Regions from separate parts of the Homo sapiens genome. Here region 2 is linked to region 1. Evidence: read pairs that join two places in POLR2A ChIA-PET (ENCODE). Cell type or tissue: GM12878. All regions are shown on one strand. Each heading gives the region's core, and the rest is flanking DNA. Links, peaks and the distances in the headings are about the cores only. Region 1 holds the start of LOC101927297 (a long non-coding RNA gene). Region 2 has its middle 13 kb from the start of ENAM.

Region 1 (5,385 bases), core at 286-5,285:
ATTTAAATATTGACCCAGTGATAATTATAGCTTTGGTGGTGAAGGTCTTTTGAAACACAGCCCATGTTAAAATTTTTTCTTTAGTCACCCCTCATTCTCTATAGAATCAAGTTCTTATCTCTAAGCCAATATTCAGGGCCTGCCTTTATCTGGCCCCAACTTATTTTTCCAGCTGCTTTCCCACTTTCATGAATTATATGTTCTAGCCAAACTATGTACTCATTTTTTTTTCTCTTTTTGAGATTTTTATTCTCTTGGCCTCTCTTTGGGCTGTCTCATATTTCAATGCTTATATGGCCTTCAAGGCCCAGCTAAGATTGTGTCTTCTCTAGGCTGTCTTCTCTGATATACTTCATTCTATTAACATCTAATAGTCCCTAACTCTTCCTTTCTTAGGGATTTCTAAACATTTTCTCCTTTGTGTTAAGACTAGTTATGTACTTGTCTTGGCCGGGCGTGGTGGCTCATGCCTGTAATCCCAGCACTTTGGAGGCCGAGGTGGGTGGATTGTTGGAGGCCAGGAGTTACAAAAATTAGCCTGGTGTGGTGGTGCATGCCTGTAGTCCCAGCTACTTGGGAGGCTGAGACAGGAGAATTGCTTGAATCCAAGAGGCAGAGGTTGCAGTGAGCTGCGATCACGCCACTGCACTCCAGCCTGGGCGACAGAGCGAGACTCCATCTCAAAAAAAAAAAAAAAAAAAAAAGATTTAAGCAGGGGCCAAGAAATGGGAAGTTAAGTTTTGTATATGTTTGATTTGAGGTGTCTGTGAAGCTATTTAAGTGTCTAGATGTCTTCTAGATGGTTTGATATATGGATCTCTTTAGAGAAAGAAATTTTTGATGTCTTTAAAATTCAGTTGAAACGTGGGACCATATTTGATATTTAACTAAAGGCAAATAAAATATAATTTTGGGTTGTTCTGACTTAAGTAACTAGCACACGTGAACTAGTAGACCAAAAGTGTTATACTACCTACCTGCTACTAGAGTTATAGGACTACATATCTCCAGGTGTCAAATTAAAAAGGCTTGGATTGGCTGGGCGCAGTGACTCATGCCTGTAATCCCAGCACTTTGGGAGGCCGAGGCAGGTGCATTGTTTGAGGCCAGGAATTCGAGAGCAGCCTGGCCCACATGGTGAAACCCCATCTCTACTAAAAATACAAAAATTAGCTGGGTGTGGTGGCCCAGACCTGTACTCCTAGCTACTCAGGAGGCTGAGGCAGGAGAATCATTTGAACCTGGGAGGCGGAGGTTGCAGTGAGCCAAGATTGCACCACTGCACTCCAGCCTGGGCAACAGAGTGAGACTCTGTCTCAAAAAAAAAAAAAAAAAAAAAAACCAAGCTCTGTTAAATTTCAATAAGGTATTAGAAATTATTAAAAATGACCTAAGAATTTAATAAGCTATTTGCAAATGTGATCTTGATCTATATCTATTTTGGGTAGAGATATATTATTTATGCTATGAGCAAAGGGGAATCATTGGAGGGTTTTAAACAGGGAAGGATTGGAAAATTGACAGAAGGAAGTTGGTGCAAGATGGTGATAGTCATCAGAGTGATGCGTTTTTGTGTCTAAATCAGGGTCCTGGGAATATGGATATGAAAAGTAGGCAGATCAAGAGCTAAGCATTATGCTAAAGTAATTGTTTATATGTTGTAGCCATGTTCTAGCATATTCCATGCTTTACACTTATCAATTTAATTTTCATCAATCTTGTGAAGTATGTACTACAGTGATGCCCATTTTATAGATGAAACAGAGAAAACAAGATTTTATAACTTGTCAGAGTCCCATTTGCACCCAGGCAATAACTGACTCCACAGCGTTTGCTCTTTTGTTCAGTAGGAAGACTAAGTAGAAGTGTCTCTTAAGACACATCTTTACAGTTGCATCTGATATTTTAAAAATAACTGACTGGATATTCCTCACCACAGATTTATGCTTTCTCGTTATTAGGGAAAATGAACTTAGTATGGCACTTACATATGATGTAAACACTCTGAATAGAAGAGTTAGAACAAGAAAATTGTATTTTCTTACCTACTTTTCCAACTAAATCTTTAGAGTTCCCTTTTGGTGTTCTTTCATATCCTTTTTTGGGGTGCCATCTGATATTGCTCTTTATGAACACCTCTCTGCATCTAGAAAACATTAATATATAAAATTACACACATATGAAGAAAAGTGATAAAGTAATATGCCAGCTGAGTAAAATGGTATACAAGATACAAGATGAATTTATTAGCAATGAAGAAACAAAGTAAAAGAGTGAACAGAATGGAATGACATTTAGACCTACTTGAATTAGTTTGAAAGATTTTAGGGTTTTTTATGAGGATGAACAGGAAGGAAAGAGAAATAAATTTATGGTAAGGAAAATGACAAACTAAAAAAGATTCTGAAACAGGAATTAGCAGATAATATACAGGAAAAGGAAAGCAGACATAATTGACTAGAGCAGAAGCCTCTCCAGAAATCAGAAGTTTTCTTAAAGCAGAGAAGGACCAGACCACTGCAATGGATGAATTGAAGGGAGCATATTCTTTTTGTTTGAGGGGTATCCTGGAAACCTTACTTATTATTGTGTCCCTGGAGAGATTACCATGAAATCTAACCAGATTTTTTTTCAAATGAATTTTTGGAAGTAGGCCCTTTTTAAATTAGGACCTGCCTGGCAGGTGATATGGTGAAGGGAAATAGCTCTGTGTGATGGTCAAACCACTGACATGTAATTTCTCAAACAGCAATTCTATGAAAAACCACTGCAGGTGCAAGTTTATTTAAAAGCTGACCACAACACAGGTGCAATTCTCCTCATAAACATTTAACCACAGAAGGACTACCCTAAAAGTCTATGTGGAAAGCTGTTCGAGAAAAAGAAGTCAATTTTTTGGTTTGTATTTTTTAATTTTTAGTAAGAATTTGGAATGAAGTTTCTTCTTCATATTTTGAGGGTTTTTTTTTTTAAATTCAGCTTTTGCCTCTGTTTTTTTTTTTGAAATGGAGTCTCACTCTGTCGCCCAGGCTGGAGTGCAGTGGCATGATCTTGGCTCACTGCAACCTCTGTATCCCAGGTTCAAGCAATTCTCCTGCCTCAGCTCCCGAGTATCTGGGATTACAGGCATGCGCCATCATTCCCAGCTAATTTTTGTATTTTTAGTAGAGATGGGGTTTCACCATGTTGGCCAGGCTGGTCTTTAACTCCTGACCCCAAATGATCTGCTTGCCTTGGCCTCCCAAAGTGTTGGGATTACAGGCGTGAGCCACTGCACCCAACTGACCAGCTTTTGCCTCCTGATATCTAAATATAAATTTTACATACACTGTGCTTGGATAGAGATCAATATTTGAAGAAACTCTGCATATAAGAACGAAAATGTTTAGGGTTAAAAAATGGCAGTTAGTATTATCAGACATTTAATGAGGTTGGAAGTCACAAAGATTAGGAAGGAGGGTATCAAAGGGTATCAAAGTTGAGTAAAAATGCTCTGTTTGACTTTTAATCATTCAATGCTTATATAATATCAGAAAAAATCATTCAGTGTATATCTCTGCAAAAATAGCTAAATATATATATATTTTTTTGAGACAGAGTCTTGCTTTGTTGCCAAGGCTGGAGTGCAGCGGTGTGATCTTGGGTCACTGCAGCCTCCTCCTGGGTTCAAGTGATTCTCCTGCCTCAGCCTCCCAAGTAGCTGGGACTACAGATGTACTTCACCACACCCAGCTAATTTTTGTATTTTTAGTAGAGCTGGGGTTTTACTACGTTGGCTGGGCTGGTCTCAAACTTCTGACCTCAGGTGATTCATCAACCTCAGCCTCCTGAAGTTCTGGGATTACAGGCATGAGCCACCGTGTTCAGCCAGCTAAAGCATTTTTGTTAGACAAAATCATTTTTGATTATTTCACTTATTTAAATTACAGATTTCTAAGTTTTGTATCATTTCACAAGGTATACATAATCAAAACATCACATTGTGAAATGATTCAGTCTAATCTTTCAATTCCCCCACCCCCAAAAAATGCCAATTAGAAGAAATTTCTCCATATAGATGTGAAAAAATAGTATTAATGGCTCTTGGTATTGTGAGAGGTAAAATGGACTGTAAGTTAAGAGGCTTAGGCTCTCTACCTTTAGCTTTAGAATGACTAAGATTGATTCTGAAGTTCAAAATAGATTCTAAGCTTGTACAATTGAAATGGGGGAAAAGGCCAGGAATGGTGGCTCACGCCTGTAATCCCAGCACTTTGGGAGGCCAAGGTGGGTAGATCACTTGAGGTCAGGAGTTTGAGATGAGCCTGGCCAACATGGTGAAACCCCACCTCTACTGAAAAAGACGAAAATTAGCCAGGTGTGGTGGTTTATGCCTGTAGTTCCAGCTCCTGAGGAGGCTGAGGCAGGATAATCGCTTGAACCCAGGAAGCGGAGGTTGCGGTAAGCCGAGATCATGTCACTGCACTCCATCCTGGGTGACAGAGAGAGACTCCATCTAAAAAAAAAAAAAATGGGGGAAAAAAGTTAATCCTATAAAGTGCATGGTGTTGTTATCTACTATGATTCTCCCCCTCACTCTGCTGCAGCTACAAGTGCCTTCCTTCCTGCTCCTCATCCTGTGTGGGCCAAGCTCTTTCTTATTTTGTGCTTTTTACTTGTTGTTTCCTTTCTTGGAATAGTGTTTGCCTGACTCTAGGTTAGGCAGAATAATGTCCCTCCCAAACATTGCAAATATAGTTGCAATTGCTTCTGTACTCCTTAATATTATTAAACATATTTTAAAACTTTTATTGATAATTATTCCAGATAAGTCATGTGTGCTCTTGTGGATTTGGACACAGAGTGCCCTATAGGAGTTTTAGGAAGTTCAGAGCAACCCAGCAAGGATCTTGGTAGGAGGACCGATTGTCAGATCAAGGGCTATACCTCAGTTTTGTCATAGTAAAACAACCAGGCTGGGCGCGGTGGCTCTCATCTGTAATCCCAGCACTTTGGGAGGCTGAGGCCGGTGGATCACTTGAGGTCAGGAGTTCAAGATCAGCCTGGCCAACATGGTAAAACCCCGTCTCTACTAAAAATACAAAAATTAGCCAGGCGTGGCGGTGCATGTCTGTAGTCCCAGCTACTCGGGGGGCTGAGGCACAAGAATTGCCTGAACCTGGGAGACGGAGGTTGCAGTGAGCCAAGGTTGCGCCACTGCACTCCAGTCTGGGCAGCAGAATGAGACTCCATCTCAAAAAAAAAAAAAACAAAAAACACACAACACAAAAAACATCTTCCTCTTTATCCTTTGTTAGTAATTTTATGCTTGACTGATTTGTGAAATTCTGGGATATTTGGGGACTTTTAGTTTTGTAGTATTAAGTTAATAGCAGTTATATATTC
Region 2 (5,385 bases), core at 53-5,052, 63 kb after region 1:
TTTCCACTTGTTATACAATACCTTAAGCACAGGGCTAGGCAAGCACCAGCACAAGGATCACTGCTTGACCGTAGAGTGCTGCAGCCGGCTGACAGTTTCCCTGTTTCTGGGCTTGGGCCCCTCTCAATTCATCTGCTTCCTCTGGTAATGGGATCATTCTGAGCTCACCAAAAATTCAATAACTGCCTTATCCATGAGAAATGTGGAATGGAACACAATTTAGTATTCAAAAGATGAGTAACTGGAAAAGATTAGGTTTTTAAACAAATGCACATTTTTTCAGTGTTTTTTCTTAAGGTTTTTGTCATAGACTTTCCTTTATTGTAAGGCTATCTGAGGAGAGAAAATAATTTAAAAGAGGTGACATATACTTTTAGTTTTTTTTTTTTTTCATCTCAACTCACTGCAACCTCCACCTCCCAGGTTCAAGCAATCTCCTGCCTCAGTCTCCTGAGTAGCTAGGATTACAGGCACACACCACCAAGCCTGGCTAATATTTGTATTTTTAGTAGAGACAGGGTTTCCCCATGTTGCATGGACTGATCTTGAACCCTTGACCTCAAGTGATCCACCTGCCTCAGCCTCCCAAAGTACTGGGATTACAGGTGTGAGCCACTGAGCCTAGCTACATTTTGTTTTTTAAGAACTAGTTTCCAAATGAGTGGAAGATTTCACCAAAAAGAAAGAGAAAAAGCTTCTCCAAATTGTAGAATCTCAGAGTCAGAAGAAAATGTAAGGGTCATCTAAAGAGCTGTGTCTGTCCTTTCAGTTCCACAGACTTCAAACTTTGAGATCATCCTTGACTCCTTTCTTCTGTCATTCCTGGGCAATCCTGTTAGCTCTGCCTTCAAGATCAGCTCGCTTTGCACATCTCCATGCACTGCGGTTCAATCTTACCACCTTCCTGGTTCCTCTGCTTCTTGCCCCTCTTCAGTTTATTCTCAAACCCCCAGCCAGTGATATTCTAAAAACATAAGTCAGATCATGACCCTTCTCTGGTGGCTCCTTGTCTCAGCCTGTGTTAGAGCCAGTCCTTACAGTACCCACAAGACCCTGTGGAATCTGATCTCACCTCTCTGATGTCCAGCTCCTACTACTCTCCATCCCTCCTCTGTTACAGCCACATGGGCCTTGTTACTTTGGATCATACGAGGCATACAGCTGCCTCAAGACGTTTGCACTGGCTGTGCCCTTTGTCTGGAATACTTTTTCTCAAAGTCTGTATGGCTCATTCCCTTACCTCCTCCATGTCTTCACTCAAATCTGCCTTCTCAGAGAGGGCTTACCTCATGAAAATTATAGCTTCATCATCTTTTTAAATCTCTTTTCTACTTTATTTTTCTCCATTGCACTCATCATCAATTAACACATATTTTCCTAGCTTAAATTTTGTTTTCTGTCTTCTTCCACTGCAACATAAGCTCCATAAAGGCAGGGAGTTTTGTCTATTTTGTTCACTACAGTATCCCTAGCACCTAGAGCACAGCAGGTGCTCAGTAAATATTTGTGGAATTAAATAAAACCTGGTAACTCAGCCCTTTTATTGTGTAGATAAGGAAGTAAATGCCTAGAGAGATAAGTTAATTTTTCTAGGGTATGCACCACTGATTAAGGTTCGTGGGGACGTTGACTTTCAATTTATTGTTCATTTCACTACATCAGAAATTCCCAGGAAATATCACATTCTATGTTTGAGACTCAGTACACCAGGTGATAATGGAGAAGCAGAGAGAGAGAGAAGGAGAGTGAGATAGCGAGAATGAGAGTGTGATACACACTCACATACAGTCAGGGAGATAGAGAAGACAGAGACAAGAACAAAGACACAGAGGATAGAGACAGCCTTAACTGGATTCATAACTCTAGCTGTGGCTCATCCAACTACACCCTCCAGTCCTCCATGTACCATCAGGATTATCAGGATTAATTTTCCCCAAACCAGTAGTAATCCTATAACACCCTTGGTGGTTCCCTGGGAACTACAGAACAAAATGCAACTTTCTTAGCTTGGCATGCAAGTCACCATCGGCCTCCTCCTATTTTCCCCAAAATAACACCACATATTTTTCCCTGACATGCTGATACTCTTGTCATAGTGTTCTGTTTCCCCTCTCCCGATTCTCTGGATCTTTCTACATATTTGTCCATCGGCATGTGTGGTTTATTGAGCCTAGAATTCCCTTTACTTCTTCCACTTGGAATAGTCCCCTATATTTTTTATGAGCCAGCTCAAAAATCCCCTCCTCTTTTGAAACTTCCCCCTTCTTTCCCAGCGGAGTCAGCTTTTCTGTCCTCTGCATGTCCTTTTTCTGGTGCTAACATTTACCACAGTGTCTAGGTTTCCTCATCATGGTATCACTTTGTCTCTAGCGGCTAGTACAGTGCCATACAGTGCCAGGGCCTAGTGGGTACCCAAAATGTGTTAGCTGAATGAATGAAGATCAGTCACAATCACAACAGCTTAACTAACTTTGGTTCTTATGATAAGTGGTTATGGACAATAAGTAGTAGGAGAGCATGTACACACAGCTGGTTATACAAAGTAAAGTTAGGCTACTGCTTACGTAAATCTCTCTCATCACAACAAGCAGTAAATTCTAGATTAAAGCCTCATTAAGTCAGTGTGCGTTGGAGGTTTTTATTGGCAAAATAAAAACCTTTCTTTTCCATGACTATGGAAATTATCCATTTTTAGTTCATTAACTCATTTAGTAAATATTTATTAGCTCACATTCTGTGTCAGGCGCTGTTCTGCAGTCTAGAGATACTGAAGTAAGACAAATGTCATCCCTGCCATCACAGAGCTTATAGGCTAGCAGGGAGGCAGATTTTAAACAAATATTATACAAATAATTAATTTTTTAATAATTGTAATGACAGTTGATATTACATACATCAGTAGCCTAAAGAGCACAATAATGCCTAGTATTTACTGAGCTCTTAAAATGTGTGAGTCACTGTTGTAAATTTTACATATTGAATTTTATTACTACTCTTAACTCTAAGTGTTGGGTTCTATTATTATTATTTTTGTCTTGTTTTCAGATAAAGAAGCTGTGGCACAGAGAGATTAAGTAACAGGGTCACAAACAAGAAAGGGTAGAATTGGGATTTAAACTGCCATGCTATATTGCTGTTTGGCACTTGCATAAGAAGAAATGTTTTCAAGTTCTAATGAAACCAGGCATGGAATGCAGGTTAATTTACATGTTCCCCCCACCCACCTGTTTAATTAATTAATTAATTTTGTTTTATTTTTATTTCATTGACACTGGCTCTGAACTGACACCCCCACCTGTTTAACACCATGACTAGGAAGGTGCTTCAGAATGTGGCAGAAAGTAGTACAGAATACTGGACTGGAAATGTTTCAGTCAAGGAGGCATCAGGCAGTCTTCTGATTATGGGTCTCATATTCCCCTCTGAGCCAAAGAGTAAGTTATTTAGCTTCCTCAGCATGCAGTGTTTTTTTTTTTTTTAATGTGTGTGTTTGGCAGTTCATCTCAACTTCTCAGTTTTGAAATCTTTGCATTCAAATGTCACTTCCCCAGAGCACTCTCCTTGACCCTGCCAACATCCCTTCTCCCTCTCTTACTTCATTCAGTTTAGTTTCTTTATAGGGCTTATTATGACCTGACATGGAACACTAGATCTGGTGTTTTGTTTACTGTTTTCCTAATGCCTGGAACAGTGCTTGGTACGTGTGTTCGCTTCAATCGTTATTGAACAAATGTATTCTCCAGGAAACTGGGATAGGTAACAACTCTTAGAACCAGGATGGGATCTTTCACAACAATATATACACTTGGCACTGACAATTCCAAAACTGCCAAACAGAGGCAAAAGCTATGTCTTCTAGAATCTGCTGTTAAAGGGAAAGCTACATTTCATAAACTTGACTTGAAAGTAGCTGACTTGGCATAGTCGGGCATTGGGCGGATATGAAAGAAAGCCCTAGAGATCCAAGACAGTGAGATAGTCTCTACCAGGATTTCTTTCTTTCATTTTTCCTGAGGAGGAGGAATAACAGTAGCCACCCATGGAAGTGCTGAAGCTTCTGTCTTCTGGGAAACTGTCCTCTTTGCTTCTTGGAGGCAGCACAGCCCTAGACAGTCACATTGAAAGATACCCAAAGCGTGCTAGACATATAACTTCAGGGTTGATCTTTTTTATGTCAGTTTTTCCAAAACACATCTTTAAATAACACCCATACATTTCTAGTTTGTGAATAAATTAGAATGCAAATCCACATTCACTCTGAAAAACCCACGGTCATTTCCTTCTCTGTGCTCGCTAGAGCTTATCTTTAAGTAATTATCAAACCGGTTGTTAGGCGCGGGTCTCCAGCTGGAAAGCTGCTGAACCCTGGGGAAAGATGAAAGTGCAGGGAGACAGCTGAAGGCATCAGCAAAAGTTATTATGACAAACAGCTTTATAATAATCATTCCTCAAAGCTGGAATTTGTGTTTCTAACGTCTGGCTTCTGTGAAGTGTGGTTGCTGCTGTTTCTACTTTACCCCCAGTCTCTAATGTTTATGGAAGAAAGAAATCAACTAAACTTCTGGTTTGATCTTTCTCTTTGTAAAATGCAGCAGTCTGTCTGTTGATGTCACTTGACTGGTAGCCACATACTGTCTATAGAAGTCAACTTTTTTAGTACTGAGAAGTTTTGGAAGGAAGAGAAACACACTTAGAAGTTCAAAGCTTTTATGTGTTTAAGACTCATTTTCCCAAAGACAATGTTATTGAGTTCTAGAAAAATTCAGACACTTAGCCTGGGTCAGTTTAAATATTTGCTTCATCTTGTATAACACTCCACATTGGTGGGTATTTAAATGATTAGATGAGGGTTGCTTAACTTTAGGTCCGTGAATGAACTTTAGGCTGTCTGAGTAATCGCTGACATTGTAGGCAGAATTTTACGTGTTGTTTCCATTTACGTTTTTGGGAATAATAATTCACAGCTTTCATTAGGTTCTCAAAAGAATACTTCAGTGCTGTGGAGGATCTGTGTGGACGAGTGACAAATGGGAAATCCAGAGGCTTGGGTTCTTCTGCCTCCAATAGCAGCCAAAACTTCAAAAAAGACCTTACTCTTCTGGACTTTTAGTCTCCTCACCCATAAATGAGGAGGTTGAATTAAATCAATCAATGTTTTCCCAAAGTTCATTCATGTACATAGTCATTTATGGACTGTCTTTATGATTATTGCCATATCCAATCACAACCTGTTCTATTTACTTAATATTTTTTCTTACATCTCATCACTTAAGAAAATCTATTTTAAAAGAAATCTGTTTTGTGCGTCTGTAAATGGAAAACCAGCATCACATGAGGTAAATTTTAAAAATGTTATTAATTTACTACATAAAGATTATTGTCTTT

Evidence for each region. ChIA-PET counts read pairs that join two places held together with the same protein. Peaks named below come from ENCODE experiments on the same cell type or tissue, not always from the same donor. Only the 100,000 strongest peaks of a DNase experiment are listed, where the experiment ranks them.
Region 2: POLR2A ChIA-PET joins it to region 1 with 6 read pairs; 4 of 35 experiments call an interaction of 5 or more read pairs at or near these places.

Annotation. Positions count from the first base shown.
Region 1 is chr4:70,675,938-70,681,322 of GRCh38, reverse strand. LOC101927297 (a long non-coding RNA gene) reads right to left here and starts at 2,665. Exons shown (of 4, transcript XR_938860.3): 1 at 2,581-2,665; 2 at 2,046-2,146. In GM12878, for the core only: no CTCF peak of the experiment used is centred there; a DNase peak (open chromatin) is centred at 2,752; H3K4me3 peaks cover 230 bases; H3K27ac peaks cover 2,866 bases.
Region 2 is chr4:70,612,577-70,617,961 of GRCh38, reverse strand. No RefSeq gene overlaps it. Among named protein-coding and RNA genes, the nearest start is that of ENAM, 13 kb to the left of the region's middle. In GM12878, for the core only: no CTCF peak of the experiment used is centred there; no DNase peak of the experiment used is centred there.